Linked DNA regions of Homo sapiens: region 1 is linked to region 2. The links are chromatin contacts, found by Hi-C or POLR2A ChIA-PET in ENCODE. All regions are on one chromosome and are shown on one strand. The core of a region is the stretch at or near the end of the contact, and the rest is flanking DNA. Distances in the headings are between cores, read along the strand shown.

Evidence for each region. A loop is a pair of places that touch in the nucleus more often than their neighbours do. ChIA-PET counts read pairs that join two places held with the same protein, here RNA polymerase II (POLR2A). Pooled maps may share reads with other maps.
Region 1: a pooled map shows a loop between it and region 2 (2.9-fold over the local background). The contact joins two enhancer-like sites. A Hi-C loop is called at or near these places in 2 of 168 maps with a recorded cell type or tissue (CD8-positive, alpha-beta T cell and naive thymus-derived CD4-positive, alpha-beta T cell), 1 of 37 single-sample maps with no recorded cell type and 10 of 50 pooled maps. POLR2A ChIA-PET finds 5 or more read pairs at or near these places in 13 of 52 experiments (A673, AG04450, BJ and 10 more).

The regions. Positions count from the first base shown.
Region 1 is chr19:46,839,386-46,843,988 of GRCh38, forward strand. It overlaps AP2S1 (adaptor related protein complex 2 subunit sigma 1), which reads right to left. Exons shown (of 5, transcript NM_004069.6): 3 at 80-193. Among named protein-coding and RNA genes, the nearest start is that of AP2S1, 9.2 kb to the right of the region's middle. Within about 2 kb of position 1,251, at least 14 of the 41 ENCODE cell types and tissues checked have a DNase peak (open chromatin) inside an H3K27ac peak, as active enhancers do.
Region 2 is chr19:46,726,384-46,730,720 of GRCh38, forward strand. It overlaps STRN4 (striatin 4), which reads right to left. Exons shown (of 18, transcript NM_013403.3): 7 at 2,235-2,394; 8 at 1,511-1,624; 9 at 1,069-1,163. Among named protein-coding and RNA genes, the nearest start is that of PRKD2, 11 kb to the left of the region's middle. RefSeq lists enhancers at 1,137-1,680, 2,225-2,768, 4,205-4,337. Within about 2 kb of position 2,513, at least 14 of the 41 ENCODE cell types and tissues checked have a DNase peak (open chromatin) inside an H3K27ac peak, as active enhancers do.

The DNA of each region.
Region 1 (4,603 bases), core at 1-2,500, 110 kb after region 2:
AGGGAGGGTTCCCAGGCCTTGGGGGCCACTCCAGGGCTGCCCACCCGCCTCCCCACCTTACATCCCTCTCCCGCCGTACCTCCACGAAGTTGTGAATGGCCTCCAGGTAAGCCAGGTTGTTGTCATTGACATCCACACAGATGCAGAAGTAGAGGCCAGCATAGCGGCGGTAAATGATCTTAAAGTTCCGGAACTGCAGAACAGAGAGGCTGTCAGCAACGGAGATTGCCAGGACCTAACGTGCCAGACAGAGTGGGGCCAAAACATTCACTCCTTCACTCCATACGTGGTCCCGAGGCCCAGCTCTGTGCCTGGCCCTGTGCTGGGGTCACAGCAGTGACCGAGACAGCCCTAACCCTGCTCACAGTGCAGCGGGGGCAGGCATCCCCAGAATGGACAGGATGGGCTGTGAGAGCCCAAAGAGGGTGCCTAACCCCCTCTGATCCTGGAGAGTCAGGAGGGCTTCCTGGAGGAGGGGGTATCGGAGCTGAGAGCTGGAGGATAGGCAGGAATGTTCTAAGCAGATAGCAAAAGCCCGGGGCTGGGCGGGAGCCTGACGTGTTCAATAGTGTCCATGCAACCTTGCCACTCCCTTCTGTGACTTCCTGCTACCTCTGGAGACAGTCACATCCCTTAGCCTGGAATTAATTAACTCAATTATTTAACAAATACTTCCTGAGCAGCTACTCTATGCCAGGCCTGTGATAGGCAGTGTGGGGAGGAGGGTTACCACTGCCACCAAGACGATCCTGGGTCCTTGTCCTGCCCTCACTGAAATGCGATATACACAGTTAGCAATAGTAACACAGACACACACCGTGAACAAACATGCCAGGATCAGGGACATGGATTCTCATTTTATGCGCGTGTTAAGTAGACAAAGACAGATATATATGCATACTGGGTTGCAAAGTACAATGTCTTTGGCCAAAACCTGAAAATCCAGTTCAGTTCTATATGTTCTCAATGTCAGGTTCATTACAAAAAAAAAAAAAAAAAAAATCCCAGCACTCCAGGAGGCCGGGCGAGAGGATCACTTGAGCCCAGGAGTTTCAGGCCAGCTTGGGCAACATGGTGAAACCCCATCTATACAAAAGTACAAAACTTAGCTGGGTATGGTGGCGTGTACCTGTGGTCCCAGCTACTCGGGAGGCTGAGGTGGGGAGATGACCTGAGCCTGGGAGGTCAAAGCTGCTGTGAGCCACGTTCCCATCACTGCACTCCAGCCCGGGAGACCCTGTCTCAAAAAACACAAAAAAACAGCAGCTCTAGGTCTGGGGTGTGCCTGTGTCGCCACCTGCTGACAGCTATGAGTGCCAGCATCAGTCTTCGGCATTTTTTTTTTTTTTTTTTTTTGAGTCTGGCTCTGACGCCCAGGCTGGAGAGCAGTGGCTCGATCTCGGCTCACTGCAATCTCTGCCTCTTGGGTTCAAGCGATTCTCCTGCCTCAGTCTCCCGAGTAGCTGGGATTACAGGCGCGCCACCACACCCAGCTAATAGCTTTTTACTCATTTTTTCAGCTCAATCTCTTGTTCATTGCTATACTCCAAGCATGTTTTCAGGGTTTTTTTTGTTTTTTGGTTTTTTTGAGACAGTCTCACTCTGTCGCCCAGGCCAGAGTGCAGCGGCGCAATCTTGGCTCACTGCAACCTCTGCCTCCCAGGTTCAAGCAATTCTCCTGCCTCAGCCTCCTGAGTAGCTAGGAATACAGGTGTGCACCACCACGCCTGGCTAATTTTTGTATTTTTAGTAGAGATGAGGTTTTACCATGTTGGCCAGGCTGGTCTCCAACTCCTGACCTCAGATGATCCACCTGCCTCTGCCTCCCAAAGTGCTGGGATTACAGGCGTGAGCCCAGCCTGAGTATGTTTTCTGGTGTGATTACAGTAAGGCCTACATGTAATCCACGGGTAAATGAGCTGACACTGATCATCAGTGCTCCTCTCTTCTTGCAATCCAGCTTTTCTGGCTCTCACCCTCCTCCGCCTCCAGCTACTGCTCCATCTTTCCAGCCTCCCTTCCTGTTTTAAATTTCGAGGCTTCTCAGGGATCTGCTGCAGACCCCCATCTCTCCTCCAGCTACATTCTCTCAGAGAAGCACATTCTCTCATCCTGCAGGCTGGGGCAGGTGTCCCCTCTGAACATCCCACGCCACTGCCCCACCCCTGCCCTGCCCCAGCCTGACCACTGCTGGTCGCCACTGTCTGGGGATGGGTCTGTCTCCCCATTGGACTGAGCCTGTGGGGGAAGCTGGAGCTGTCACACTGTGTCCTCCATGTTGCCCTGCAAAGGGCTGGCACAGGTAATGGCCCCCAAAGACATCCACATCCTAATCCCACACCCTGTGAATATGGGACCTTATATGGCAAAAAGGGACTCTGCAGTCTCAACTTGTGACGAAGTTAAGAAGCATGAGATGGGGCGATAATCCTGGATGGTTCAGGCGGGACCAATGTCCTCACTGGGCTGCTAATAAAGGAAAGCGGGAGGCGGGACAGTGCGAGTCAGACAGAGATTGGACGACGGCCAGGTGCCGGGCCTCATGCCTATCATCCCAGCACTTTGGGAGGCCAAGGCTTGATCTCAGGAGTTCAAGAGCAGTTTAGGCAACATATCAAGACCCATCTCTATAAAACATACAAAAAATTAGTTGGGCGTGGTGGCAGGTCCCTGTAGTCCCAGCTACTCAGGAGTCTGAGGTGGGAGGATCCCTTGAGCCTGGGAGGCGGAGGCTGCAGTGAGCTATGATTGCACCACTGCACTCCGGCCTGGGGCACAGAGTGAGACCCTGTCTCAAATAATAATAATAATAACAAGAGGGATAGCCCGCATCTTCCAGTTGCCTACTCCTCCCTTTGATCTTCACTCACAAGTCCCCTCCAGGAAGCCCTCCAGACCCCCAGGCTGGGTCAGGTGCCCTCCCCCAGCCAGGCTCCTCGATCCCAGCCCTGCCTACTGTGGTTGTCACTGTCTAGGACAGGCTTGTGTTCCTTCCTGGGCTATGAGTCCCAAAGCAGCACAAGGCTGTCTCAGTGCTGCTGTGAACCTAGCACTGGGCTGATCACAGAGGAGGCACACAGAAACATTAGGTGAATACATGCACAAAGGAACAACTGAATGAATGGGCGGGCCTGGATCCTGGAGGCATGGAGGAACTCAAGACCTGAGGGTCAGCCTCCTCTGTAACATTCTCATTTGCCCAGCCGGACTTTCCGGCTGCCCCTGTATCATTGGGCCTCACTGACCCCTCCCGCGCCCCAGCCCTCAGCACAGGACCAGCCACTACATTAGCAGCAAGGTGCCCACACAGCCAGAACACCCGACACCCAGTTCCTCTCCCCCTTCCCACCTGCTGCTCTTGGTGACACCACCAGTGACCTCCTCCTGGAGAGGTAAGTCCAACCCTGTCCCCCTCCTGGCTGCTGGGACACCCAATCTCTTGGTTCTCCTCTCCCTCATCTCTCTGCCTGCAGACGTGGCCCTCTGGTGCTCTCCTCGGTCTATCCTCACTTCCCCGGTGAGCTCCTTGGCCTCGGTTTCCCTCTATGTGCAGAAATGCCGTTTCCATATCCTACCCAGCTCTCTCCAAGAACCCTGACTCGTCACTTCTTCCTGGACATCTCTGCTGGGATGTGGACGATACTCGGGGCCAGACCCCCAACACTTCCCTCCTGATCTTCACCTCCGCCTGCCCTTCCCATCTGCCCATATCAGATAATGACAGCTCCATCCTACCCGGGGGCTCAAGTGGGAAATCTAATTGTCGCCCTGGCTCTGCTTTCTCTCACATTCCACATCCAATTCTTGGCCATTCAGCTGGGTCCACCTCCAAAACGCTCCTGGCCACACCGACGGCTTCCATGCTGGTCCGGTCACCAGCATCTCCCACCTGGACCACTGCAGCCACCTCTCTCCGAGCAGTCTCCTCTATGCTCTTGCCCTATAGCGCAGCCTCAAGTCGGCCAATGGCCATGCTCTGCTCAAAACCCTCCATGGTTCAAGACCAGCCTGGACAACATAGCAATACCCCATCTCTACGAAAAATTTAAAAATTAGCCAGGCGTGGTCACTCATGGCTGTAATCCTAGGACTTTGGGAAGCTGCGGTGGGCGGATCGCTGGAGCTCAGGAGTTCGAGACCAGCCTGGGCAACATGGCGAAACCCTGTCTCTACCAAAAATACAAAAATTAGTACGGCATTGGTGGCACATGCCAATGGTCCCAGCTACTCGGGAGGCTGAGGTGGGAGAATTGCTTGACCCCGAGAGGCAGAGGTTGCAGTGAGCTGAGATCGCACCACTGCACTCTAGCCTAGGTAACAGAGTGAGAACCCACCTGAAAAGAAAAAAAAATTTAAAAATTAGATGGGCATGGAGGTGCATGCCTGTAGTCCCAGCCACTTGGCAAGCTGAGGTGGGAGGCTTGCTTGAGCCTGGGAGGGTACAGTGAGCTGTAATTGCACCACTGTACTCTAGCCTGGGAGACAGAGCAAGACCGTGTCTCTAAAAAACACCAAAAAACAAAAACAACCTTTCTTTTTTTTTTGAGAGGAGTCTTGTTCTGTTGCCCAGGCTGGAGTGCAATGGCACGATCTCGGCTCACTG
Region 2 (4,337 bases), core at 1,263-3,762:
CCTGTAATCCCAGAACTTTGGGAGGCCAAGGCAGAACGATCATTTGACCCCAGGAGTTCGAGACCAGCCTGGGTAACATAGGGAGATCCCCTCAAGGAGCAAAAAAAAAAAAAAAAGGTAGCCTCAGAGAAAGAGGTTGAGAGGCCAGGAAGTCCCAGGGGAGATGAGGGCATGGAGACCAGACACGTGACCATGAAGGGGAGGCAGTGCACAAGTGGGAGAGCTGTGGGGGCCTCTGTCCACCACGCTGCATGCGCCCTGGTGCCGCTCACCCAGCAGGGGACCCGGAGAGGGCCAGGTTCCGGAGAGATGACGAGCAGAGTACCAGGCAAGCCTCAGCACCATGCCCCAAGATGGGCTCCCAGCTGACGTCCCTGCCTTAGCTGTCCCTTCTGCCACAGTTCTTTAGGGTCAGAGGATCTGCTACTGTGTGGTTCACTCACCCCCTCCCCTAGCGGGGCTCAGAACACTGCACTTCCCCAAGATGAAATGACATCTTGGGGCGTGCAGAGGGACCCCATGGCACACTCCACTTCTCAGGCCTCTGCTCTGACCCCCCTTCCTGAATCTCACAGCAGTCCCCACCCAGCCTTACTAGGGTCACCAACACTGGAAATCCCATTCTGTCACAGTAAAATGTGCACATACACCCACACCAAAAGCTCCCAGCTGGCCAAAGGCTCCCAGCTGGCCAAAGGCTCCCAGATGGCCAGAGGCCCGTCCACTGAGGCCCGGAACATTTCATTTCAGCCCAGCTGCCCATTCACACTAGATTGGCCTGACTTGGCAGAGCAGGGGGTGGCTACAGGTCATCTTCCTGCATTCCAAATCACCAGGGTGGGAGGGGCAGAGTGGAGGAGCCGTGGAACTGTGATTAAAACACAGGCTCCAGAGTCTTCCAGGCCCTGCGCCTTGGCGACCGCAGTCAAGTCCCTCCACTGTCTACATCTGCACCCCTCTGTGAAACAGGATGAGCAGGGCACGGGCGGCACCCAGTCAGAGCTTGCAGGGGCTGGCCCTGGGCGCAATGCCAATGGGGACAGTGTGGGGGGCACCCGGAGAACTTACATCGCAGCTGAGGTCGTTGTCGTTGGTGACGGTGAGATCTGCCAAGTCCCCCAGGCTCACCTCCCCGCCCCCGATAGTGTCCATGATGAAGACGTCTGAGGAGAAGCCAAAGGAACCTGGTAGGGGGAGGGGAGGGAGGGGCAGAGAGGGCCAGGGAGAGAGAGAATGACAGAGAGAGGCAGAGAAAGAGATAAAGAGCAAGAGAGAGAGACGGGGAGAGGACAAGATGAAGAATCACAGCTGGAAAGAGACAGAGAGACAGACAGGGCAGGACAGACAAAAAGAGAGGGAGACAGACAGACAGACGAACTTTTGGGGCAGGGAGGCTGCAGACTGGAGGCTGGGCCTCGACCCTGAAGACACAGAAGCCCTGGGCTCAGCTCTGCAGCCTCCCTCTGCCATGGGCCCGCAGGACTGGGACCAGGTGGGGGGTGCCTCTTACCTTCATGTGGCCGGGGCTGGGGTGTGCCAGGAGGCGGGCCAGTCACTTTTGGGGGCAGCCCATCCACATCCCGCAGGTCAGCCAGAATGCCTTGGAGTTTGACCCGACGGCTTTCTGCAGGGTCGAGGCATAGGGCCGGAGTCACCCAGCAGTTCCAACCCAGTCTGGCATAGGTGACGCCTTCCCCACACTGAGGGCCCCCTGCCACTCTGTGGGGCTGTGAAGCTCTGGCCCTGGGGGAGGGGGGGAATGGGCAGAGGAGAGGAGGTTGATTGGGCCCCTCCGTGGGGCAGTGGGCAGGTCACTGCCTTGCCTAGGCCTCAGGCCCCAGCCACCCATCCCACGTATCCTGAGAGCCCTCCTAGCTAGGAGTCACAGGACAGGGAGGAAGATGCGGCCCTCCCACCTGCCTCTCCCCGACTGGGTCCTCATCCTGTTCCCTCCTTGAGGCCAGCCAGAGCTGGACGCCCGCCCTGGAGGGCTGGCGGCCCCACTTCAGGAAGAGCCAGGACTGCCTGCGTCTCCATGGGGATTTTCCAGGGAAGGGGTGAGGGGCCGGCGGCCATGACCTGGGCCTCCTGCTCTCCTTGGCTACCCTCCTCTCAGGAAACATATCCGTCCGGTAGAGAGACCCTGTACAGGAAGCAGCTGCGGGCAGCTGAGCCTGCTCCCACCCCCTCGGTGGGGAAGGCAAGCGGGGGCTGGCCAGAAAACGTCAGCTCACCCAGCTCATGGGGGCTCCCATCCACAGTGCACCGCCGAGGGTCTGGAGCCCCTTCCCCATCCTCTCCTGAGCCCAGGAAATCAAACTCATTGATAGCATCCTCAGAGTCGTCTTCCTCATCCTCGTCTTCCATTTCGGGCACCAGAGCCTTGGATGGGAGCTGGCACATGGAGAAAGCCAGACAAGTCAGGGGGCCTCTTGTCCAGAGACTAAGCCACCTCCGTGCCTAGGAACAGGTAAGCCGGGGCTCTGGGCCCGTTTCTGTTCATGGGGCTGCCTCAGCCGCCAGCCAGCTGCCCTGGAGCGCCCCCTGCTGGGCCTTGGACAGCTGCTACCACTAGGGCCGGTCGGCCTGACCCCACCCTCACGCAGTCCTTCCCCTAGCCAGGGCTCAGCCTGCTCCAGTCCCCCAGCAAGGTGCCTCGGATGAAGAAAAGTCAGATAATGCAACAATCTGCCTGCAGGGAGGGCAGATATGCACTGGTGTCCGTGTGTGAATATACGGAGGTGCAAACAAGTGAGGATGAATGGACCACAGCATTGCAGCGATAAACACAGCACCAGCAGCCGTGCTGGCACAAGAGCAAATTCCACTCACTGAATGACCACTGACTACCCCTCGCAGACACGACTTCACTTAACCCCCAACCCTGCGAACAGCTACCGTGAACACTGTCATTATCATTCCCACATTACAGGCCAGGAGACAGGCTGAGCAGCAGGAACCCACTTGCCCTAGGTCACCAAGGCCAAGCTCTGCCCACTGTGAACTCCTCCAGGGCGTGGCTGACCCCTTCCACATGTCAGCCCCCCAGGCTGAGTTTGGCGACACCTCTCGGGCACCAGTGAGGGGCCAGCCTCTGACCTGCATGGGGGGGACCAGAGGGAAGGGGCATGGAGAAGACCTAGGGCCAAGGTTTATTCAACACTTGTGCAAAGAATGGGGAAGGGGAGGGTTTAGACAGCATGCCCAGAAAGGCAGCGGCCGGGCTCAGGACTCCAGAGGAGAGAACCACCACAGGTGCTCTGAGGGGCACACGAGTGGCAATTGTGCTCTGCCAACAGTGCCTGGAACCATGAGGGCTCCACCACTACCAAGTGCCACCAGCGCCACTAACACCTACTGAGCACTTGGGGGACAGCCACCATGCAGCTGAGGGCTTCCTGGGCACCAGCTCATTCTAATTAAATCCTCAACAACTCAGACGGAGGGACTCAGCCCCATCTAAAGGGTGAGGAGACTGAAGCCAAGACAAAGAAGTGTGGGCCAGAACTCACGCAGCTGGGCCAGGGCCCCCTGGGAGCCATGGGCAGTCCCCTGGGTTCCCAGCTGGGCCTCGATGGAGGGCTGCTGCGTAGAGACAGAGAGCCCTACCCAACCAGCCAGCCCAAGGGTGTGGGCCCGAAGGGGTGCAAACACCACGGATGATTCCTGATGGAATGGGTGGAGGGGTGGAAAAGGACTAGAAATTCTCAGAGGGGTGGGAAGGACCAAGCGTCTGGACCAGGGGCCAGCATTTGAGACCCTGGACTCAGCCCTCCTGCTCTTCCTCTAGGCCTCCTGCAGTGCTGCGGCTCCGTGCACACCACTCTACTTGGGGTGCGACTCTGTGCTGAGCCACACTGGGGATACTGGAGATGCAGTGGAGGCCCACACAGGCCCAGTCCCTCCCAGGGAGAGGTCAGGAGGAATACAGACCAGACAGGGAGGACCCCAGAGTGGCCAGGGCCAGGGAAGGGAGCCCAGGGTGAGTCAGAGAAGGCTTCCTGGAGGAGGGGGTGTCTGAGCTGAGTCTAAAGGAGGAAAGAAAGGGGACCTAGGCAAAGGGACCCGCTAATGGGAAGCCCGGGGCTCAGGGAAAGCTCCGAGGCCATCTGCCACAGGTGCCTCCTTCATAGGCACATGCCCCTGCCTCCACCACAACGCGTCCTTCTGCACATGACTATTTACAAGGCCGCTGCTGGCCACAAGCTCCTCCAGGCCAGGGCCTGTGTGTCTCCATATCCCTGCTGCCAGCACACACCGCAGCCCCTGAAGGCCCAGGCTGACTCGGAAGGGCTTCGATCAGGTCACACCCAGGCCAGGCTGTGCAGGGCATGGAG